2 separate regions of the Homo sapiens genome follow, and region 2 is linked to region 1. A link is a loop called in an ENCODE intact Hi-C map of the cell type or tissue named here. Cell type or tissue: Calu3. All regions are shown on one strand. Links, peaks and the distances in the headings refer to the core of each region. The heading gives the core; the rest is flanking DNA. Region 1 overlaps IGFBP2 (insulin like growth factor binding protein 2). Region 2 holds the start of LINC01280 (long intergenic non-protein coding RNA 1280).

Evidence for each region. Hi-C counts contacts between places; a loop is a spot of excess contacts. Peaks named below come from ENCODE experiments on the same cell type or tissue, not always from the same donor. Only the 100,000 strongest peaks of a DNase experiment are listed, where the experiment ranks them.
Region 2: it touches region 1 in a loop (2.7-fold over the local background); 7 of 110 quality-filtered maps call a loop at or near these places.

What each region holds. Positions count from the first base shown.
Region 1 is chr2:216,647,989-216,655,988 of GRCh38, forward strand. All of the region lies in intron 1 of IGFBP2 (insulin like growth factor binding protein 2), which reads left to right. Among named protein-coding and RNA genes, the nearest start is that of IGFBP2, 19 kb to the left of the region's middle. In Calu3, for the core only: no CTCF peak of the experiment used is centred there; DNase peaks (open chromatin) are centred at 3,833 and 4,773.
Region 2 is chr2:216,595,301-216,612,379 of GRCh38, forward strand. It overlaps LINC01280 (long intergenic non-protein coding RNA 1280), which reads right to left and starts at 11,638. Exons shown (of 4, transcript NR_110392.1): 1 at 11,562-11,638; 2 at 3,336-3,724. It also overlaps the pseudogene PSMB3P2. RefSeq lists an enhancer at 7,653-8,374. In Calu3, for the core only: no CTCF peak of the experiment used is centred there; a DNase peak (open chromatin) is centred at 7,921.

The DNA.
Region 1 (8,000 bases), core at 1-8,000:
CATATTGTTCATCCTTCTTCCTTCTCAAAAGGTTTCTCCTAAGTTATACCAGAGGGAGTCTGTGCAATTTCTTCCCATCTGCAATTTATCAGATTTGTTTTGTTCTTTCTTATGAAATTCTTGGATGGCTTCTAACTTGGATCTCTCCTGTTTTAGTTTAAGGCTGTTTTCTCTCTGGTCCTTGGGGAGACAGAACGGCTCCTTCCCTTCCCTTGGGTTTTCCTGGCCCTTGGACACCTCCACCACTCAGCACCCTCTGGCAGCACCAGGATGGATTTGTCCCTTGGCTTTCAGTTCTCAGGCCTGAGTCATCTTGATTACTTCATCTTCCCCTTCTTAATTCTGTGACCCTCTTCTACTACCTTTGGGTCTTCTTTCTGACTCATTTCCGAGTTCTTCATGGCATAGAGAACAGGCCAGGAGCCCAGGGCTAGGTTCTGACTGGTGGACAAGTGACCCTGGTAACATCATTGCCCTGGCCAGTGAGAGTGGTGGTGAAGTCCGCCATGTCACTATCGTTTGGTCCTCTTCCAGTAGGGCTTCAGGGACACTTGAGGTTACTGATAGCTCTGCTTGATGAGGAAGATGAGGGGTGGTTGGTGTGAGAGGTGACTTTTTTGTTTTTGTTTTTATTTTTGAGACAGAGCCTCTCACTCTGTCACCCAGGCTGGAGTCAGTGGCGCGATCTTGGCTCACTGCAACCTTCGCCTCCCGGGTTCAAGCGATTCTTCTGCCTCAGCCTCCTGAGTAGCTGGGATTACAGGCATGCACCACCATGCCTGGCTAATTTTTGTATTTTTACTAGAGACGGGGTTTCACCATATTGGCCAGGCTGGTCTCGAACTCCTGACCTCGTGATCCACCTGTCTTGGCCTCCCAAAGTGCTGGGATTACAGGCATGAGCCACCGCGCCCAGCCCTGAGAGGTGACTTTTTTAAAAGAATATTTAAAAAATGCAGAAAAGTACAAAGAACAATGTAATAACACAAGTCTACCACCCAGAACCGTGGGCGGTTGATATTTTGTCCACTAGCACGCAGTACTTACTTAGTGTTTATCTTTCTTAGCTAAGCAGACTTGCATATATGTGATAGATGACTAATATGCCTATGTTTGCATATATTGCATCTATATGCATATATATGATAGATGACCAATATTGTCCAAATTGTTTTGTGAAAATAAATTGAAAATGCACATAAAGGTTTTATTTTCCCTCTTAACATTAGGTGTCTGAGATCTAATGTTGACATCCATAGGTCAGAAATATTCTTTTTAACTGCTATATATTGTTCCTTTGTATTACCCTACTGGTTTTATTTATCCATTCACCTGTTGAAACACTTTTGGATCTGGTTGCTAATAGTGTTTTTACAACTACAAGTAATGCTGTAATGACCATTTTTGTACATGTGTCCCTGTGCACATGTAGAGAGAAGAATTGCTGGGTCAGGCACATTCTTCCCATTCCCATAGTCCCTGGTTCAAGTTTGAATCAAAGCACAGTCTACTCACTTGGGCCTCAGCAACTAGGTCACCTTGCCAGGTTCCTGGATGGCTTTAGTTGAACCCAAGGAGAAATGTTTGGGACCCGTGGAAAGGAGTGAAAGCTGATAGTGCTGTTTGCCATCTTGATATCAGTTTCTCTGGCTCTTCAAGGACAGCTTGGCTCACGGGGCCCCAGAGGACCTTGGCTGAATTTGAGCATGTTTTTGTTTTCTCAAACTGTCTGCCTCAGCCCTGACCCTCCCCAGGTCTTTGCAATTCCAGGAATGACCCTGATGTTTATAAAGGAGCCCTTTGGAGAGTGCACAGGCAGGGAGGCTCTGGAGAGGCTGTGCTGTTTCTGTTCACTCGGGGGGAGCCCGAGATGAGATGGCAGCATGAGGGCATACTCTAGAAACCTCCATGACGCCAGGCCAGGAGAGGCCCCTCTGCATGTATCCAAGCAAGCATATGTGTCTGTTTACAAACCCATGAGTGGATGAGCTTACAAGGCTGTGTCTCTGCAAAGCTTATACCCGAGACCACCTCTCTTGAAAAGAAGAGGCATTGTTCTCGCCTCACCAGGAAGTTCTTCAGGAAACAGACAGAACAGAGAGAATCACAAAGGCATGGGGGCCTGGCAATGCCAGAGCTTGAGAGGAGAGGTATCATTCAACATACAGATTCCTTAGTCCTTGCCTCTGACTTTCTGGGGCTGGGGTCCAGGGCTCTTATTTTTAGCAAGCTCATCAGATGATTTCTGATGAAGAGCTATGTTTGGGAACTTCTGACTGGGTCTAATTCCCTGAATTTACAGATGAGTACACTGACACCTGCGCAAGTTGAACACCCTGCTTAGCGTCACTCAGAATCCCAGGGGTGGTGGTGAAGTCAGGATCGAACCTCAGTCCTTCCTCCCACACTGGGACTGCTTGGCCAAGGCTTCGAACCCAAAAGCTGGTGCTCCAAAGGAAATCCAAAAAGAGTTTGCAGAGTGGTTTGACGTGGAGGGGATTCATCGGCCAGGTGGGGGCTCTCTGCCCTCCCTTGGTGGTGCATCATCTCCTGTAGGTGTTTTGTCACCGTGGAAGGGCAGTAGCCTGTGCCTGTTGGGCTTGCCACTCAACAGAGGTCACTGAGCTCTTCCGCACTCAGCTGGGTGATTGGCCTGTGGTAGCTGCAGGTGGAGGGAGATGATTCTCAGAAGAGAAAGGCCAGTTCTTGCAGTCGTGTGATCTTATAACCTAGGGGACTTGTGGATCTGAAACATCTGAGAAGGCTGTTTGCAGTTATTTACTACCACAAAGGAAACTGGGAGAGGAGGGACCACCTGTTGGAAAACCATGCTCAGAAGTGACTGGTCTGTTGCTGAAGGATGGAAGGATATCAGGTGTTGCATGGCTGGCTCCCTTGCAGGAAGGAAGGGCTCAGGGGGTGAGAAGGAATAGGAAGGGAGTTTACAATGAATGAAGCTGGGTGTCCTCAGGAGATAGATGGACCAGTTGGGGTGATGTCATTAACTAAGCTGGAATGTGTCCTGAGTGCCAGCCTATACCGCGACAGACATCTGTGCACACTATTCAGAATTCCAGTGTGAGAGGCCACTGCCCCCTCTGACCTTTTGAAAAAAAAAGTCAGGGGAAGACACATAAACAGTGTCACTCACCCACAAAGTCTCAGGACCTCAGGTTAAACTTTAGCTAAAGAAGTAACAAATAGAACCCCCATTTTACCTTCCTCTTTCCTAACTTCTGCCTCCCTCCCTCCCACCAGCATGGCCTGAATTACTAATCCCAGCCTGTTGGTGGGCTGTGCTATTGAACATAGTGGCCACATGCTAGATGGAGTTTGGTGACCACCATCAGCCATCCAAAGAGGACTGGCTTCAAATTCTCTCCAACAAAAGCTGTTTCTTGTATGTGCTGGCGTGTTTATGAGCCCTGTCTCAACTGAGCATGCGTGGTGATTATGAGCTACTGCCTGACCTCCTTCCCTTTGTCCCTCCCGCTAAATTCTGTAAACAAAGTTAAAGTAATTTAGGCAAATTCATTCTTGCTTAAGGACTTCTATTAAATGGCAGAGAGCTTTGATATTTAGCAATGTATAAAATTTGTACAATCAAAACCAAGCTTTAGAAGAAATATGCAATAGATCATATTGCAGAACTCTCATGACTCATTTTTTCCATGCATTTGGCCATTCTACAAATCAGACATTACCTAGCCTTCCCCTCACATGGCAGATATAACTTTTATTTACCCATTCAAGAAATTGATTGTTCACACATTCCTTTTTCTTTGAAACAAGGTCTTGCTTTGTCGCCCAGGCTGGAGTGTAGTGGTGTAATCTTGGCTCACTGCAAGAAGTGAACTCCGCCTGCTGGGTTCAAGCGATTCTTGTGCCTCAGCCTCTCAAGTAGCTGGGACCTCAGGCATGTGCCACCATGCCCAGCTAATTTTTGTATTTTTGGTAGAGACAGGTTTTTGCTATGTTGGCCAGGCTGGTCTTGAACTCCTGGCCTCAAATGACCCGCCCACCTCAGCCTCCCAAAGTGCTGGGATTACAGGCATGAGCCACCATGCCTGGCCACCACACATTTTTTTCTAAAGCTTGGTTTTGGCCACAGTGAGAGTTTCTTGGGCTGTCAGGGGTAAAAATACCATGTCTTGTTTAACAGCAGCCATCATTTTAGCAGAATTTTTTTTTTTTTTTTTTTTGAGACTGAGCTTTGCTCTTGTTGCCCAGGCTGGAGCGCAATGGCGCGATCTTGGCTCACTGCAACCTCCGCTTCCCGGGTTCAAGTGATTCTCCTGCCTCAGCCTCCTGAGTAGCTGAGATTACAGGCATGCGCCACCATGCCTGGCTAATTTTTATGTATTTTTAGTAGAGACGGTGTTACTCCATGTTGGTCAGACTGGTCTCGAACTCCTGACCTCAGGTGATCTGCCCGCCTCGGCCTCCCAAAATGCTGGGATTACAGGCGTGAGCCACCGCGCCCCGCCCCTTAGCAGAATTGTTAATATCATTTTTCAGACTTGAGAAATTAGAGCTCAGAGAGGTTAAAGGTTCTGACTCGTGAGTGAATCTCAAAGGGCAAAGCTGGCATTCAGGGTTCTTGACTGCTGGGTTCATTGCTCATTCCAGTTTGTTAATGAATCGTCCACTGCTATGGATATTAATGGAGTCGTCTAGAGAGCAGGGGGAGGAGGATGGTGGTTAGTATTTATTCTGTTGCCCAACATATGTCAAGGCTAAGTGCCTTTTGGGAGAAATTAACAAAGACGGAGCCATGTGAGTTTTCTGCCCAGCTAGGGTGGAACCAGGAAGCTGCGGCCAGCCTTCATTCCCCTGGCCCATTACTCAGAATTAACTCTTGAAAGGCTTGGAATGCTATTACCTGTTGCAAGAGGTGAGTTCATTGGAGGAATGATAAGTTCAGGGTTGGCTTAGATCATCTCTGTGGTACTCCTCTTTCCCAACCCTGCTCTTAGATTTTAAGATAATCATGAGATAGGAGGAGAAGGCTGGAAAATGGTAAGTCTTTCTTCAGAATAAAGAAAAGAAGAAAGAAGAGAGACACATGAGCTGTTAGGAAGATGTGATTGTTCTAGGTAGGGAAAAGGTCTTATTTCCTCACCAGGTCTGGATAAGGACCGGGGCCACACACTCTGAGGAGGAAGGACCAGGGAGGTGCTTTTAGATTCTTGGGGCTTAGTTTCCTAAGAAAGCTTTTTAAGGTCTCTCTTAGATCAGGAATCACCAATTTCCAAATAGAGCACTGAGGTCAGAACATTGTGCTAGGAGAAAATGAGATTTTGTGGGAGTCCGTTTCTATCAAACACAAGAGTTTGATTTGTTGAGTAAGATCATTGATGCAACAAACAGGATTACATTGGAAAAATGAGCTGTGCCAAAATTAGGTCTGAAAACCTGGGTATGAATGCATAGAAGTGAACAATAAAGGCTCTTTCTCTTGGGCTGTCAGCTTCCAGCTGCTCTCCTTGGCTAAATTAGTAAGGGTGGGCCAAAAGACAATGTAGGGACCCCATGATAATTGTGAAGAATGGCAGAGAGGTTGTTTGCTCCTGTGAATTCAAATGGTAGTCCATCTGGGCTCAGGTTTGCCATCTGTAAAATGGGACAACGATCCATTTCTTTTCATCCCATCTGCCTTCCTCATCTCCAGCTCTCCTCTAGGGGTCTTAGGTAGAAAGGTGTGGCAGTCTACCCAAGGCAGGGGTGGGAGTTCTCCCCTGCCCTTCAAGCCCCCGACTAATGGCTCTGGGGTTGTCTGTCATCTCCCTGACTTCTCTTTGGAAAAGCTTGACCTTCTATATGTGAAATCCCTTGCTTCTGTGTTGACCCATTTCCCTAGGTGCTATGTAGGGAAGAAGAGCTAATGCTTACTAATCTACAGGGAAAGTCTCTTCAGGGGCCTTGGAGGTTTCTATCAACCATTTCTAAGCCCATGAGCCTTTTCCATTGATGTCATTTGGGGTTGCTAAGAACCATTTCTTATAGTGACCTTTGCACCATAGCCCATGGAGTTGCATACATAAGTGGTTGCTTAATAAATATTATTCTGAACTTAACTCTCTTAGGCAGAAAAAAAATACAACTTGGTATTTTTGTTCTGAGGGCAAATTCCATCTCTAGCTGGAGTTCGACATCTGGAATGTTTTCCTGTGGATTGTTCTTGCAGCCTATAAGAGGATATATGGGAAGAACTTGGTAACATGTGATAATGCCCTTGTCTGACTGAGGGGAGGAGGGGCGCTATGTGGGTACTTCCTGGTAGGCAGGAAATGGAAGTGGCTAAGAGCTAACCCCATGTGTGCCTACTGTGTGCCAGGCCCTCTCTGTAGATGCAGGCAGCATCTCTTTGGATCCTCCCAGTTGCCCATAGGAGGTGCATACTGTTTGTCCTTTTACAGATGAACAATGGAAGCACAGAGAGCTTAAGAAAGTTGTCTGGTGCTGCACAGCTCAGTAGTAAAAGCTTGAATTCCAACTCAGGCAGTTAGATTTTGGGGTTTGAATCTCTTTGGCTGGGAACAGTAACAAGGAATGCAGGCTTTTCTCAGCCTACAATGCTTTCTGATCTCTGCCTGGTCAACTCTTTCATTTCCCTTCCCTGGGCTTCTACTTCAAGATGTGGAGTTCAGATCTGGCTACGGGATTTGAGTCCAGAAGCCTCTTCCTGAGAAAGAAACAGATGCTGATGCATGGTCTTGTTAAACCATCTTTAAAAGACCTTGCATCAGCAAACCAGGCCTGTGGATTTCTTCATCTTATTGGCATGTTCGTTGGCACTGCTGAGATCAATAAAGAAATGGAATGAAACATACCCTTGAATCCAGGTGGCCTCTGTGAGGGTGGACAAACTTGACCTTCACCTCAGAGAGTTTGGGACATCTCAGGGCAGGAAATCAACTTTGTCCTCCTGGAGGAACACTGCCAAGTTGACCCCAGCCTCCTGGGACCTGGAGCCAGGGTTGCATATGACATCTGTGGGCCCTGGACACTGCCTCTGTGGGCCCTTCTATAAAAACATATATTTTTAAAATTTAAAAATTATTATTTTTCGTTTTTGAGACAGGGGCTCACTCTGTCACCCAGGCTGGAGTGCAGTGGCATGATCATGGCTCACTGCAGCCTCTAACCCCTGGGCTCAAGTAATTTCCCACCTCAGCCTCCCAGGTAGCTGGGACCACAGGTGTGCATCACCATGCCTGGCTATTTTTTTATTTTTAGCAGAGACAAGGTGATATAGTTAGGCTTTGTGTCGCCACCCAAATGTCATCTTGAATTGTAATCCCCATAATCCCCAGGTGTTGATGGAGAGATCAGGTGGAGGTAACTGAATCATGGGGGTGGGTCCCCCATGTTGTTCTCGTGATAGCGAGTGAGTTCTCCTGAGATCTGATGGTTTTATAAGGAGCTCTTCCCCGCTTCACCTGGCACTTCTTCCTGCCACCTTGTGAAGAAGGTGCCTTGCTTCCCGGACCTTTGGCTTCTACCACGATTGTGAGTTTCCTGAGGCCTCCCCGCCATGCTGAACTGTGAGTCAATTAAAGCTCTTTCCTTTATAAATTACCCAGTCTCAGGCAGTTTTTTATAGCAGTGTGAAAATGGACTAATACAGTCAGGCGTGGTGGCTCATGCCTATAATCCCAGCACTTTGGGAGACCGAGGTGGGCCTCCTGTGGCAAGGAGTTCAAGACCAGCCTGGCCAACATGGTGAAATCCTGTCTGTACTAAAAATACAAATATTAACCAGGCGTGGTGACACATGCCTGTAGTTCCAGCTACTCGAGAAGCTGAGGCAGGAGAATTGCTCAAACCCAGGAGGCGGAGGTTGCAGTGAGCCAAGATCGTGCCACTGTACTCCAGCCTGGGTGACAGAGCGATACTCTGTCTCAAAAAAACAAAAAAAAAAAATCAAAAAACCATATTTTATAACTTGTTTAATAAATGCAAATGTATTAATATTATATAGTAAGACTTTTTAACCT
Region 2 (17,079 bases), core at 4,254-12,253, 48 kb before region 1:
GCATCACACCAGGCTCCCCCCTAGGTTTACTCCAGCAGAGCCTGGTCTCAGCCTATTGTTTATGACATCTCTTTGGAGACTTTTGGGAAGGGTGACACCCAAATTATCTTATTAAAGACTTTATTTTTATTTTTATTTTTTGAGGCCGAGTCTCATTCTGTTGCCCAGGCTGGAATGCAGTGATGCGATCTCGGCTCACTGCAGCCTCTGCCTCCCAGGTTCAAGCAATTCTCGTGCCTCAACCTCCTGAGTAGCTGGGATTAAAGGCGCCCACCTCCATGCCCAGCTAATTTTTTTATGTTTTTAGTAGAGATAAGGTTTCACCATGTTGGCCAGGCTGGTCTCGAACTCCTGGCCTCAAGTGATTCACCCACCTCGACCTCTCAAAATGCTGGAATTACAGGTGTAAGCCACCGTGTCTAGCCCCAAATTATCTTTTGATAGATATACCCCAACACCCCGAAAGGGAAAGAAATTTGTCCAAGGCCATGTGCTAATAAGTGGCAGAGTCAAGACTGGAATTCTCCTCTCCTCTATCCCAATCCAGGGGGCTTTTTCCCAGGCCTGGGTGAAAATTCAACTTCACCCTGTGCAGGAGGCAACAGGAGTCTTTGCATTATCTAGGCAAAGACTACAGCTTTGGAGGCAGCTGGGCCTGTCACTTACTAACTCTTTGACCTTGGGGTAATAATTTAATTTTTCAAATCCCAGTTTCCTCAGGCATAAAAGTGGGCATAATACCATCTATCTCAAAGAGTTATTGTGAGAATTAAATTAGATGGCATATAGAATTTTACATTGGGAGGAGGTATGGCATTTTGTTGAGAAGACGGGCTTGGGTTTGAACCTTGGCTTTGTAATTTCTTGGTGGTATAACCTAGGGGGAATTATTTGACTTCTGAGAGAAAGACCTCAGTTTCCTTATACGTAAAATGAGGATAATAATAACTGTACTTCATTTATAGGAATAAAGGAGATAATGTGTAGCCAGTGCTCAGCAGGGTGCCTGGCACATGGGGAAACTTCTGCTCTTATGGATGATCACACTATGTCAGGCGCATGGCAGACTTCCAGAGAATGTTAGTTTCCGGTTTCCTTTGCGAGCAAATACTATAAACAGGATAATGGGAAACACATTTTAACAACGAGAGACAGACAGAGAGAGAGAAACGTTTTCTGGGACTTTAGGGCAACTTAGGCAACCACTGTTCCTAATTACCAGCTCTGTCGTGTTATTTGTGTTTGTGCTTCTCTCCTGCACTAACCTACGAGCACCCTCAGGGTGGAGTCATGGCTATTTATCTTTGCTTTCCCAGCAGGCAAACAGTATCAGGTACATAGTGGGCGATCAAAAATGTGTGCTGAATCATTGTCATAATTGGCTTTTTAGGAAAAATAATGGAAGCAGTACATGAAAAAGGAAATGCAAAGTAGCATGAATATGTATTTGGTGGAATGTAAATATAAGATAGTAACATCCTAGAGAGCTTTCTGTTTGTCAGGGACTGTGAGTGTGTAATGATGTGTTCAGTTCTGGCCACAAATCCTACAAGGTGTGTACTATTATTATCCCCATTTTATGGATAAAGAAATTGGGGCACAGAGAGGTTAAGAAACTTGTTGGAGGTTATATAACTAGTGAGCAGTAGAACTGCATTGGAATCCAGGTGGCTTGGCTGCAGAGACTGGTCTTCTAACCAGTATTCTGTACTCCCCTCCTTACGATTAAGCACTAAATTAGCCTCGGGCAGTTGTGAAGGTTAAATGAATGTAAACCACAATGCCCATCACATAGTGAATGCCCAGTAACCATTAGCTCTTTACCAAAAAAGTCCCACCTACCCACATAGCTCAGGCCACCAGAGATCTGGCAAGCTTGTAAGGCCAGAGGGATTAATTCTGCACAAGTGTTTGCAATAGTAACAGGGATTCCTTTAAAAAGCAGTTTTGCTGACTAATTAATTAACTGAACTCCCCTTGCACCTTCTACTTCCGTCTCTGCGCCTGTAATCCACACCATCTGGCAGTACAATTCTTTGTGTGGATATCTGTCTCTCCAACAGGACAGAAGAGATCTGATCATGTCTTATTAATTTTTCCATTTCCTGCCGTGCCTAGGACAGTGCTTGGCACAAAATAAGCATTCCATAAATAGTTGTGGAATTTTTGAGCTAAATTAAATATTCACAGTGGAAAAACAGGAATGAAATAGTCCATGAAAAGGCAGAAAGTAATCTGTAGCATCACAGTGCCAATGATTTATAAGATTTGATGCCTCCTTTTCATTAGGCAAATAATATATGTCCATGGTAGAAAAATGAGAAAATATAGATAAGCAAAGAAGAAAATGTTGAAATTGCCAATGATTCCGTTGTTAACACCTTAGTTTCTTTCTTTCTACTTCTCTTTAATGATAGGCAAACTCTTACAGGCTCGAGGTTCAAAGAACGATTCCCTTATAAGCAAATGCTTTTTCTTTTTAGAATAACTTTATGGAGGTGGACTTACATACCATTACATTCACCCTTAGGGAGTATTCAGTTTGATGACTTTGATTATTTATTTATTTATTTTTGAGACAGCGTCTCACTCTGTCACCCAGGCTGGAGTGCAGTGATGCAATCATAGCTCACTGCAGCATCAAACTCCTGGACTCCAGTGATCCTTCCACTCAGCCTCCTGAGTAGCTGGGACTATAGGCTCATACCTCCACGCCTGGCTAATTTTTAATTTTTTTTTTTGTAGACAGCATCTCACTATGTTGCCAAGGCTGGTCTCAAACTCCTGGCCTCAAGTGACCCCAAAGTGCTGGGATTGGCTGGGCGCCAGGGCTCGCGCCTGCAATTCCAGAGCTTTGGGAGGCCAAGGCGGGCGGATCATGAAGTCAGGAGTTTGAGACCAGCCTGGCCAACATGACAAAACCCTGTCTCTACTAAAAATACAAAAATTAGCTGGGGGTGGTGGCACGTGCCTGCAGTCCCAGCTACTCAGGAGGCTGAGGAAGGAGAATGGCTTGCCCCAGGAGGTGGAGGTTGCAGTGAGCTGAGATTATGCCACTGCACTCTAGCCTGGGCAGCAGAGTGAGACTCCATTTCAAACAAACAAACAAACAAACAAACGAACAAAAAACAAAGTGCTAGGATTACAGACATGAGCCCTTGTGCCTGGCTGACTTTTCGTATAATAAATTGATACATTTGTGCAACCATCACCACAATTTAGTTTTCAAATATTTCCATGCCTCCTAATGGGAAAATTTTTAAATTTAAGCATTTTAGATAAGCTTAATAGAAGAGCGCCCTGTGAGCTAAAACCATCTTTCTGCAGATTCATACCTGAATTACCCAGCAAGGTGGAGCACTGTGTGCCAAGACTGGGAGCCAGGAAACCTGGGCGGCTTGGTGTTCTGAATTTCTCCATGTCCTTAGAAAGTGGCTTTACTTCTCTTCCTACATCTTCCTGGGTCCCCATTAGGGAGGCAGAACTTCCCATGTCCTGACTTATCAGGTAATTTTAATTTTTGCATTACATATTCACTTCTTTTCTCTCTACTCGTTTTTTTTTTTTTTTGTCCTTTCTCCACTTTCCTCTCCCATCCCCCATGGCTGAGACAGGTTGCAGCAGCTCATCCATTGGGCATCTTTGGGCATCTCTGGGCATGTCTTCACTGAGACACCAGCTCCATTTTCTTCCACTCCGATCTTCCTCGATTCTGGTCTCTACCCTGCAACCAGAAGGAGCCTAGTCCAAACCTAATCAGAGCCTGTCGCTCCCCTGCTCAAAGCTCTCCCATGGCTTCCCATCCCACCTAGCATAAAATGCAGACTCCTTGGCATGACCTTCAAGATACCTGCCCAGTCATCCAACCTCATCTGCTAGCACTCTCTTCTCTGTTCACTTTCCCTGTCACGAGGGTCTACTTGCAGGTCCTAGAACATGCCACATTTGTTTTCACCCCACAGCCTTTGCACTTGCTGCTCTCCCTCATTTACTTACTTTCTCATTTCACTGGTCTCTGCTCAAATGTCACCTCCTTGGGGAGGCCTTCCTTGGCTACTGATGGAGTGCAGGACATGCTACCCTTGTGGGAAATACGGGGTAGCTACAAATGCTACACCTTGTACACCTTCACCCCCATGCTACAAATGTAGCACCTTGGAATTCACTCTCTGACCTTCTCCCACTCCCTTTTTTTTTTTTTGGAGATGGAGTTTCACTCTGTCACCCAAGTTGGAGCGCAGTGGCGCGATCTCGGCTCACTGCAACCTCCGCCTCCCAGGTCCAGGCGATTATCCTGCCTCAGCCTTCCAAGTAGCTGGGACTAGAGGTGCCCACGACCACGCCTGACTAATTTTTGTATTTTTAGTAGAGATGGGATTTCACCATGTTGGCCAGGATGGTCTCGAACTTCTGACCTCATGATCTGCCCGCCTTGGCTTCACAAAGTGCTGGGATTACAGGAATGAGCCACCGTGCGCAGCCTCTGCCATCTTTCTGTGTGAGAGCTGGCCTTTAAATAGTTCCCTGACTTACCACCCCTGAAAGTAGGTCATAAGACCCTCATGTGATAGGTATCCTGCCCTATACCCAGAGAAAAGGAATGAAGACAGAGAGATGCCAAGAAGAATCTAAACAAACAGGCCTTGCTAAGTTTCCCCCACTTTCTCACCATTAGACCACACTACCTTTGTCCAATCATAATTTACATAACTGTCCATTCTTCATCAAACCTAAACATAAAAATACACAGTTTTTTCTCTCTTTGGGTCTTCACTTCTGAAGACTCCTGTATCACATAAACATATTAAATCGGTACAGTTTTTCCCTTGTTAATCGTTCTTTGTTATAGGGGAGTCAGCCATGAACCTTGGAGCAGGTAAGGAAAAGCTATTACTTTTTCTCCCCACACTACTCTGTCTTAGCATGGCCTAGCCCTCCTCCACCATCACTCCCCACCCATTTGCCTTGCTTGCTATGTTCCTTTTTGTAGCAGGATCTGCAGTTATATCATAAGCTCAACATTCATTGAATGAATGAATAATTGGTTAACACACAATTTGCTTTGACTTATGAAGATACACCCATTAAAAAGCGTGACCCAGCTGGGTGAGGTGGCTCATGCCTGTAATCCTAGTACTTTGGGAGGCCAAGGTGGGTGGATCACCTGAGGTCAAGAGTTTGAGACCAGCCTGGCCAACATGGTGAGCCCTCATCTCTACCAAAAATACAAAAATTAGCCTGGCATGGTGGTGGGTACCTGTAATCCCATCCCAGGTACTCAGGAGGTAGAGGCAGGAGAATTTCTTGAACCAAGAAGGCAGAGGTTGCAGTGAGCCAAGATCACGCTATTGCACTCCAGCCTGGGCAATAGAGCAAAAAAACTCCATCTCAAAAAAAAAAAAAAGTGTGACCTGAAGGATCTGAATATGTGACAGTGCTATGCTTAGGATGTTCATGTCAATGTTCGTGTCCCCTCCAACACTCATGTTAAAACTTCATCCCCAGTGCAACAATATTAAGAGGTGAGGACTTTTGGAGATGGTTAGGCCATGAGGGCTCTGCCATATGTACCTTGTAAAAGGGCTTGAGGGGGTAAGTTTGTCCCTTTCACCATGTGAGGACATCACGTTTGTCCCCTTGGAGGATGCAGCAACAAGGTACCATCTTGGAAGCACAAACTTGGCCCTCACCAGGCACTGAATCTGCCAGCACCTTGATCTTGGACTTCCCAGCTTCCAAAACTGCAAGAAATAGATTCCTATTCCGTAAAAGTTGCCCATCCTCAGATATTTTGTTGAAGTAGCACAAATGGACTAAGACAGATATAGGGTGTAAGAAGAAGGCTTGCACAGGGGAGGTGGTTTCTGGGGTCTGTCTACCTGGCTTCAGATTCACCACGTAATAGCTATTTTCATCTAAAATAAGGTGCTATTTATAGTGCCTACTTCATTCATTTATTGTCATCATCATCATCACTCTTTCAAAATAGGGGCCTAGAATCTCAATAATGCCTCATGAGAAGTGGCTTTGGCAGCATGTAAGGAATAACATGGCGGTGGTGTTGGTATTCCTATAGTACAAGGCAGTGGTTCTGAAAGTATGTTTCCTAGGTCAGCTCCATCAGAAGCTGAAACTCCATCAAGCAGAAACTCTGGGTGGGCCCAGCAATCTGGTTTTGTTTGTTTGTTTGTCTGTTTGTTTTTTTGTTTTTAGACAGAGTTTCACTCTGTCACCCAGGCTGGAGTGCAATGGTGTGATCTTGGCTCACTGCAACCTCTGCCTCCAGGGTTCAAGCGATTCTCCTGTCTCAGCCTCTCAAGTAGCTGGGATAACAGGCACATGCTACCACGTCTGGCTAATTTTGTATTTTTAGTAGAGACAGGGTTCCACCATGTTGGCCAAGCTAGTCACGAACTCCTGACCTCAAGTGATCCATCTGCCTCGGCCTCCCAAAGTGCTGAGATTACAGGCATGAGACATGGCGCCCGGCCACCAGCAATCTGTTTCAACAAGCCCTTTTGGCTGGTTCTGATGCACACTCACGTTTGAGAACCACTTGGATAAGGTAGAAAACTGGTACCTACAGGTTGAGTCAGACTCACAGACATTTTTGCTTGTCCTGCATGATGGTTGGACATTTTGAAATTACCTGTCCACATTTACAATTTTGGAGATTTCACATAAAATCACAGATTTTCAGCTTCTTTGGCTGGAATGGAGTAGTAGCTGCCCCTTGAGACACAGCAAGGATTCTCCAGTTTGCCGTATCCCTACTACGGCCTGTTGTTATACCTAGCAAGGTTTATTTGTTCCCTTTACCTGTCTGGCCCCTGCAACACCTGTTACGGAACTGTTTATCATCAAGGTCAATGCCATTCCATAGAAACCCTTCATTGCACAGATGAGGAAGCAAAATCCCCACTAGGGAGGTGGCTTTGTTGCCCGTCATGGCCAATTCCAGACAGAACTCAGAGCCAAGTGACGCCCAGATCTGCTCTCTCGAGGGAACTGAGGCCAAGATGGGCAGAGGCATTAGAGCCTCTCAGGGACCCAGTCCTGCCAACCCTGCCCAGGACTCCAGTGTGAAGACACTGAGATACTTTCAAGGATAAGACTCTGGAGGATGCAGAAAATTTCCCTTTTGTCATGGAGTTTGGGTGTGAGGAGAGGGCCAGTGAGCTGGTGGAGAGGTCTGTTCATTTTCCCAGCTCGCAACCTGACAGAAGGGCAGAGGGGGTGCTCTGTACAGAGGGTCCTGGCTGTCTGCAAGGCCCCGCTCAGACACTGGGCTTTCTCCTGCAAAGCAAGCATCCCCCAGACACTGCTAGGGCAGAAGCTGCAAAGTACGAAGCCAAGGGGTCCCCTGGCTACAGTGATGGTGGCCATAGCTAGGTTGGCTTAATCCTGAGCAAACCGTTCCTGACTTTGCGAGGTTCCAGAGAGTTCCCTCAGCGAGGAGGAGGAGGGCCTTGCAGGGCAAAACAGCCCTCCAGGAAAACATCTTCCGCAGACTGAGCCAGTGGTGTTGCTGGGCTGAGCCCCTGCTTGCCCCAGACATCACTTCCAGCCTTCCCCAGTCTTTCCTTCACCTGCACCCAGGCTGCTTCTCTTCCCCAGCTGGCTCCTGAAGAACATTCCTTGCCTCCTGTTTCAGGGACTTCTCTCCAGGTAGTCTTTCAGTTCTTTCTCTCCTCTTCATCCTCCCTCCAGCTTAATCCCTCTCTCCCCTCAGAAACGTCTTTCCCTCACAATTGACCCCAGGCCTCTGACTTTGCTTTGTACATAACCTGGAGCATGCTCTGATGATAAAATGCCAAACCGCATCCCTTGGTCGCCGGCTCTTTTCCTGCCAGCCCCAGCACCACCAGCATCTGTGGCAGCTCCCGGGCTCCCAGCTTGTCTGGCACCCAGAGCACCTTTCTGGCACCCTACACTGGGAGGGTGGGGGAGGAGGAGCTGGGCTTCCAGGGAGAGAAAGGCTGGGCAGTTTTGATTCTCAGAGGCAGGGAGGATGAAGGAAGGGGTGAATACAGTGTGAGGAAGGGGAGGAGAGGAAGGGGAGGGGAGGAGGAGGTGGAGGAGGGGGAAGTGGTGTTTGCTTGAAGGTCAGAGGGGAACTGGAGTGTTGAAAAGCATGAAGGGCAGAATTATGGGGATGGTGATTTAACCTAAAGCAGTGGTTTCAAATTTCTTGGACTATGACACCCGGTAAGAAACACATTTTACATCACAACCCAGCAAACTACACTATGTGTGTGCACACGTGTCCACACATACACCATACATCCTGAAAAATCAAATTTCACATGAGGATACTTATGCTTACTACATGCGATACACTAATATTTCTATTATATTCTTTTTTCCATATGCTTATCTTTTGTATATAATTATAATAAGTAGTCATTAAACAAGGATACTATTATACCTATTAAAGTGATTTCATAATCCACTAGTGATTCATAAACCACAGATTGAAAAAACGATAAATATAGGCAGTGAGAGTGAATTTATTACTGGCTCCTAAATCTATGAAGGGTGATTAATAAATAATGATATTTATAAATAATGATAGCAAATAGACATAGTTCTCAGCAGTTTTACATGCATGATTTTATTCAGTCTTATAAATCTATTAGGTACTATTATTATTCCCATTTTACAAATGAAGGAACAGACACGCCCGAGAGTTCAAATAACTTTGCTCAAGATGGTAAGTGGCAGAACCAGGATTCAACCCTTCCAGCCTGACGCAACAGCCACAGTCCAATATTCAGACATTCCTGCTGTTAAAGACATTATTCAATGACATTTGCTAAACCAGAGTAAGGAAGACTTTACTCAGGACTATCCCTATACATTTAGGGACCACTGCAATGAGGTCTCACAGCAGGGGAGAGAGACTGGGCTCACCTGGGCAAGTGGGGATTTGTAGCCAAGGAGCAGGGTGGGGGTCAGTGGATGGAAAATTACTGAGAGTAAACATTAGAGGTAAGGGGGATTCTGGCCAAACAGAGCTAACAGGATTCTTGCTGAAGACAGGCCAGGGTGATCAGACAGCACCTGGGGGATGGTAGAGGATGAGGAACCTGATCAGCTAGAAACAGTGTCCAGATCTCAAGGATCAGGGAGCTTCTTGCTAGACTGATTTAGCAGGGCTCTTTGCTAAAACTGGATTTTACAAGAAAGAATCTCAGAGGAGATTCAGAAGCCTAACTGAAGTTTGTCCAAGCAAAGAATCTTTGTCACTGCACAAGGTGACCTGTATACATTCATCCAGTCATTCATTTGGAGCTTTGAGCTTGGTGCTCCAGAGTGACAAATGACTGATGGTAGCTCCTGCCACTTGGATAGCTGTCAGCAGTAAGAGGGAAGCAGATCTGGAACACAGAAGTACTGACATCACAGAACCTGAGGAATCACAGAGTGGGGGCAGAGATCATCAAGGCCACCCCTCACTTCACAGATGGGAAACTGAGGCCCCAGGACCCCCAGAGCTAGAGGCTGAACCTGGCATGAACCCAAGAGCTCTAGGCAACCAAATCTGTTCTCTTCCCTTCAAGGGCCTCCCTGCAGGATTATGAGAAGCCAAGATGGTAAAGAGATATTTGTAGTTGCCATCTGGAGATTCTTTTGGGCAACATCATGATCTCCTGGAAAGAGAGGTGAGCAAATGCCCAGTTCTGCCCTGCTGTTCCTCAGCACCTGGCACCATGCCGGACACTAGCTACCTTCTGTGAGCATCACTTATACTGTCCATTTTCTTTTGGTCATGTGCACCCTCATCACTGCTCTGCTAGACTCTTCTTACATTTACCATTTCATCTTATATTTTAGTTAATTCTCATTGCATTTGAAATCTTCCCAACAGACTAGATCCATAAGTACGTTAAGAATGTGGAATGTGTCTGCCTTCTATACTACCATCTACTCAATTGCCGTGGACCATGCCTATCTCATAAGCAGATGCTGAATAAATGAATAAATGAATGGGCATTGGGGAACCATATCCTGAACTTCCCAACTGAAGCACTTCTCCTGGATTCCTAGTGGGCAGCTTTGTACATAGAAGTTGCTCCACACATGAGTTCATGTCCTTCATCCTTGGCAGCAAGCAGTAACTACTTATCCATGGATCAGGGTAGGGAGAACAAGAACCTCAGGGATAACACCACTGAACCTGCAGCTTCATTTCAGCCTGCAGAGAAAATACAACTGTGGCTATTGAGCCAGGCAGGTCAAGCCTTCCTGGGTCATCTAAAATGACTGCATGCTTGCTCTTCAGTCCTTTCCTTGCACCTGCATTTCTGAGGTGCCTTTGCCCTCTGGCTTCCAGGTAGCTGTGGCTGATTGGAGGAACTGGTAAATCACTGGAGGGCCACCAGAAGGAGGGGAGAAGCCGGCCATTCCTCCTTCTCCAGTCCCTCTACTTCCTGCCTTCTTGGGCAGCAGTTGACTCCTGTGTGGCCGCAGCTCCCTTGGGGGCAGCCCCCACCATCATTCTAGTACCTGCTAGATGTACAGTACTAAATTTTTAAAATAAAATACAGGCCACCAGTTAAATGTGAATTGCAGATAAACTGGATACTTTTTTTTTGGAGATGGAGTCTCACTCTGTCGCCCAGGCTGGAGTGCAGTAGAGCGATCTCGGCTCACTGCAACCTCTGCTTCCCAGATTCAAGCGATTCTCCTGTCTCAGCCTCCCTAGTAGCTGGGACAACAGGCGTGTGCCATCACACCTGGCTAATTTTTTGTATTTTTAGTAGAGACAGGGTTTCACAATGTTGGCCAGGCTAGTCTCGAACTCCTAACCTCAGGAGATCCACCCGCCTCTGCCTCCCAAAGTGCTGGGATTACAGGCGTGAGTCACCGTGCCTGGTCCAACTGGATACATTTTTATATTACATTTTTGATTATGATAAAGTACACATAACATAAATCTTACCATTTTAACCTTTTTAAAGTATACAATTCTGTGGCATTTAATGCACTCTATACTGACTTAAAATACTAGCAATTATTTGTTATTTATTTGAAATTCAGATTTAACTAGTGTTAAATACAATAACTGTTATTGTTAATACAATTGTAGTAGGGAATTGTATTGTATTGTAATAGGGTGACCGTTGCTCCTGGGCTCTGAAAAAGCACCTCTTGTTGTCACCCCTCCAGTCCAAGGAGGTTTTTCTAGCACCTCTGTAACCAATTACCTTCATTAAAGTCTCTGAATAAGACTTAGCGAACTCCCTCCCTCCTGCTTCCCTGGCTGGACCTTGACTGTACAAACAATGAGAAGTACCCACCCTCCAATCACCAAGAGTCCAGATATCACAATAAGGTCCCGGAGTGAGCTCCCATGTGCTTCCCTCCCGCCCAGCCTGCTCCATCATCAACCCCCTTCCTCATCAGCTCTCAATCCTCCCCAACTCCAGAAAGCAGGCCAGGTGTCTCTGTAATTCTCAGGTGCACCCCCACCCCCTGCCTGGGGTGATTGGTTCCATGTGTCTGTCTGCGGGGCCACCCGGCCCCCTCCTGGCCCCCCTTACCCGCCTTCCGCCCACCTGCCTTCCTTCCTCACAGCTTCGCTCTCGCCTCGCTGAGCCCTTCCTGTCGCACGTCTGACACGTCCCCTGCGTCTGCGGGCTCTCCTGCTCCCTCCCTGCCCTCTTTCAGACAAGACAAAGAAAAGAAAAGGGTGGCTCTTGTTGCATTCACTACTTTTATTAATGAATGCAAGAACAAAATCAGCTGGCCCTGCAGACGTCCTGCTGAACTGGGGTGCTGTAAAAGGAGATGGAATCCTAGCATTTTGGTTTTGAAAGGGACTTGAGGGGCGAATTAATCTCATTCCTGTACAATACGGGGTGCCTCTCCCAAAATCACGAAAACCAGAAACGCGGCAGGAGAGTCATGAACCCATGGAGGTGAACAGTTCAGCTGCTGGAATATAGACAAGTGGTTCCCAAAAGTACTTTACATCCTGAGAGCCTGAGTGTGTAGTGAGATGGATTGGCACAGCGCTACGCCAGGTGCGTGTGGCCTGTGCTGCTGGGGCAGTGTGTGTTGCTGCACCACAACGTGATAGCGATAGAGACGGAGAACACTCAGAAACTTCGGGAACTATTTGACATCTCTGCACCTTCCAACGCCTAATCGTTTTGCTAGTCATTCACTTTATGATTGTATTAAGTGTCAGTCTGTGATGAACTAAGGTGCAAAAACGGGTGCTTTGCCAGAGGTGATTTGAAAAGCACTCTTTCGGAGCCACACTCAGGAGTTGGGTCCAGTTTTGGAAAGAGGATAAATGTCTGGAGGCAAGTGACTTAACCTCTATGGATCTGAGTTTCTCCTCTGTAATATGGGGACAATCTTGACTCCTACCTCATGGGACTGTTGCAAGAATTCTACAAGTACATGACATAAGCACCGTGGGGCACCAGGCACACAGTGGGGAGGGTGTGTGATTATTTGTAGACGCTTCTTGACTTGAGTTGACCAAACCACCAAGATCATTGTCCACTGACTCTCTTTCTGGGAATCTCTGAGGACGTAGCTTCTATTCCCACTCTTTGATGGCTGTTATAATAATTACTGATCTTAAAGTTCGCTTCTTTCCATGGTGACATTTCCATCCCATCCTCTGTCTTGACTCACGGGACCTACAAGATGAAACCTGGGATCTCTGCATTGGACCCGAGCACTGGGTCCACCCTGAGGCCCCCTTGGAGCTGATGAGGGAAGCCAAGGGCAGTTATGGGGGTCTGAAGAGAAGGTGTTAAGCCATGAGAGGGAAAGGCCACAAAACCAGAATCACAAAATAGGCACTAAAATCGGGACTCCACAAGGGCAGCAGAAGGCAGACCATTAGAAAGAAATGTGGGACAGTGGGGCGTCATTGTGTTACTGTAAAGGAGTCCCAATCCAGACCTCAACAGAGGGTTCTTGGATCTCATGCAAGAAAGAATTCAGGGTGAGTCCATAGAGTAAAATGAAAGCAAGTTTATTAGAGAAGTAAGAAACAAAAGAATGGCTACTCCATAGGCAGAGTAGCCGCAAGGGCTGCTGGTTGGCTATTTTTATGATTATTTCTTGATCATATGCTAAACAAGGGGTGGATTGTTTATGAGTTTTCTGGGAAAGGTGGGCAATTCCTGAAACTGAGGATTCCTCCCCTTTTTAGACCAAATAGAGTAACTTCCACATATAATGAGCAGTGAGGACAACCATAGGTCACTTTCCTTGCCATCTTGGATTCAGTGGGTTTTGGCTGGCTTCTTTACAGCATCCTGTTTTATCAGTGGGGTCTTTATAACCTGTATCTTGTGATACCAGTCCTGTCAACCTCCTATCTCATCCTGTGACTAAGAATGCCTAACCTCTTGAGACCTCTCAGTAGGTCTCAGCATTATTTTACCCAGCCCCCACTCAAGATGGAGTCACTCTTGTTCGAATGCCTCTGACAATTGCAGCAAGCTTTTGGCTTATTCATAGCATCCTTTTTTAAAAAAAAAAATATGTTTATTTATTGATTTTTTTGAGATGGAATCTTGCTCTGTCACCCAGGCTGGAGCACAGTGGCGCAATCTCGGCTCACTGCAACCTCCACCTCCCGGGTTCAAACGATTCTCCTGCCTCAGCCTCCCGAGTAGCTGGGATTATAGGCATGTGCCACCTCACCCTGCTAATTTTTGTATTTTTAGTAGAGATGGGGTTTTGCCATGTTGGCCAGGCTGGTTTCAAACTCCTGACCTTGGGTCATCTGCCTGCCTCGGCCTCCCAAAGTGCTAGTATTACAGGCATGAGCCACCACACCTGGGCTACAGCATCCTTTAAAGTGTAGGACATGCTCCTTCCTGATATGCTTCTGGAAAGCTGAAGATGTTCTCTGATGTCTGATAACCACTATTCACACCTTAACACATCTCCCTCACTCTAGGAGGGGATGTTGTTGCAGACCCTGTCACGTGGTGGACAGCAGACAACACCACACTTTGTCAGCCGGTAGGCAGCTGTGGTTCTGGTTGCACTGGTGTGCCCTGCCTGTGTCTCCCTTTCCTTCGTATACCTCTACTGTTAAAAAAAGGTCTATGCCAGAGGACTCAGTACCAATCCTATATTCACATCTAGCTTATCAGCATGCTGGGTGTGCTTTGTACTACGTTTTTCTTTTCTTTTTTGAATTTCGAATTACTTGCCAAGACTTTCAAATTGAGAGAATTCATGGAAAAGTCTGAGAACTAATTTTGCTTTGAAATGAGCCCCTTTAGCTACCTTGGACCTTCATTCCTGCCAGGCCACAATCAGCTGGAGCTGAGTGGCAGCTGACCCCTTCAGAGGCACAAGAGCTCTCCCCTTGGCACAGTCCCCACCATTCCTGATGGTCAAGAAGCATCTATGTACGAATCCTCACAGCTCTCTGCTTATCTAACTGATTAATGTTCCCTTTCTGGTACATATAGACATCTGAGTTTGCAAACCCTTGTCTAAATTTTGGACTCTTAAGAAGTCCCTAGAGCCAGGCGCAGTGGCTCACGCCTGTAATCCCAACACTTTGGGAAGCCGAGGCAGGTGGATCACCTGAGGTCAGGAGTTCAAGACCAGCTGGCCAACATGGTGAAACACCATCTCTACTAAAAATACAAAAATTAGCTGGGTGTGGTGGCGGGCGCCTGTAATCCCAGCTACTCAGGAGGCTGAGGCAGGAATATCGCTTGACCCCAGGAGGCAGAGATTGCAGTAAGCTGAGATCGTGCCATCGCACTCCAGCCTGGGTGACAATAGTGAAACTCCATCTCAAAAAAAAAAAAAGAAAAAAAGTCCCTAACACAATTCTTCTCTTAACTGGCTGTTGGGATATGCTTTTTTTCATTTCCATCCTCTACTTCAGCCCCTACTCCATTCCTCTGCCCCAATCTCAGCTCAGCTGGCATTAGCATCTGCCCAACATTTTTCTTTTCTTTTCTTTCTTTCTTTTTTTTTTTTTTTTGAAAGAAAGGCAATTTTATTTCAAAAAAAAAAAAAAGTGTGCTCTGGGAACAGGGTTAGTCCATTTGGGCCTTCAGTGTCCTGGTGGTGATTTTGTCCTTCTTGGTGATGTGGATGATGACTCCCATGCCTGACCCTGCACCCCAGTCCACAGCATTCAGCATGGCTGGGGAGATGGTTTCAAACGGGTGTTCTGGATCCATGTTGGGTTCCCAGAGGGACTCACACATTCCGTACATTTGTTCGGCATAGCTGCCATTGACCACAAAGTCATCAGTCACCATGGGGAAGCCGATGAGGTCTAGAGAGCAACTGAAGGGCTTAAAGGTCTTCAGGTCCAAACCAGCAATGACTGGATCAGTGTAGTAGGGGCCAAAATGTTTCTCATACAAGAAGTTGGCCACCATGCTCGTGAAGGTATAAGGTTTGATCTGCTGACCTTCCTTCAACTCATATAGGTTCAGCTGGAACTTGAGGCACTGGGCAACTCTCTGGACGTCAGTGGCAAGCCCGGCCAGACCGATGTACAACCAACCACCCATGGGAAAGATCTCCTGGAAGTCCGTGGTCACCATCTGGGCCTGGATCCCGAAGTGCCTGTCTGCAGCGATGGCCACACGGTTCTTCCCCTTCATGGCCATGATGGCTCCTCCGTTATAGGACATAATAGACATGATTGTGTGGTATACGAGGACCCCTCCATTGCCGGAGCAATTCCAGTAAACCGGGTCTAGCCTTCACTCCTGCCCATCATTTCTGACATTTAGACTCTACATAGAGGGTCCTGAGATTCCAGGCCTTTACTCATCCTGCATCCCCTACCTACTTGGATGAATATTAATATTTACAATAACAGAGAAAAGTTCTCCAGAATGTCTGGGAGGTGAAAGAAGTTAAATAAATGGAAAGTGTTGTTATTGTTTGCACCATACTCTAGTTCTTCCAAGGGCCGGCTTCTAAACCTTTCCTGAACATCTCTTTTCTGATGATGTCTCCTCTACAACTCGAGATCGTGTTCTTGTCACTCTTCCATGGACATGGCCACCGCTTTCTAACTGGCTTCTCTGACCCTCCTTGGTTTCCTTTAGATCCTTTCTGCCAGCATGGTGATCTCCCTGAAATGCAATTTTGTCCATCTTACTCTTTTGCTGAAAACCTCCGATGCTGCTCTATTGTTTCAACATGAGAGAGTTTGAGATTCTCAGTAGGACTTAAGATTTCTCTGTGACTCACCCCCTCCCTACTGCTCCAGCTCCATTGCCTGCCATTCCCAGTTTTACCCTGGAGTTTTCCAGGAACACAAACTACTAGTGGTTGCCACAGCACCCCGAGCTCTGTTGCCTCCATGCCCTTGGCTGTGCCATTCTGATGGCCTGGAAAGCCCTTCCCAGCCTGTGCAATGTCTTCCTCTAAACTCAGTTCCTGAGTCTCTACCACGTCCCATGCTGAGTAGGTGCCCTGCCACACTGCCCTGGGCATCCTTAGCACTGCCCATGCCCTCTAATCCTGCATGGCCTGCCTGCTTTGTTGGGGTGTCAGATTTTTGAAAACAAGAACTGCATCAATCTAGCTCACTTTTACATCCTCAAAACTCAGCCCACAGTAGGAGCTTAATCAATGCTGATGAATAAATAAATCACGTCTCCAATTAGAAAGTAACTTTCCTGGTCCGGTACTATACCCTTCTAAAAAAGAGATGAGTAGGTGAAATTGAACAGAGCTCTTAGCTGTGCAACTCCAAGCTTTGTGAAGCTGGAGGGCTTCTGCTCACTGTTTTCCTAGGGATAGGCTTGGCTAGAAACTCATTTTGTCCCATTCCTTCTCCAGCATTTCACACTGAAGTGGCTTCTATTTTTCTTTCTTTTCTTTTTTTTTTTTGGAGATGGAGTTTCATTCTTGTCATCCGGGTTTGAGTGCAATGGCGCAATCTTGGCTCACTGCAACCTCTGCCTCCCAGGTTCAAGTGATTCTTCTGCCTCAGCCTCCCAAGTAGCTGGGATTACAGGCATGCACCACCACACCTGGCTAATTTTTGTATTATTAGTAGAGACGGGGTTTCACCATGTTTGACAGGCTGGCATTAAGCTCCTGACC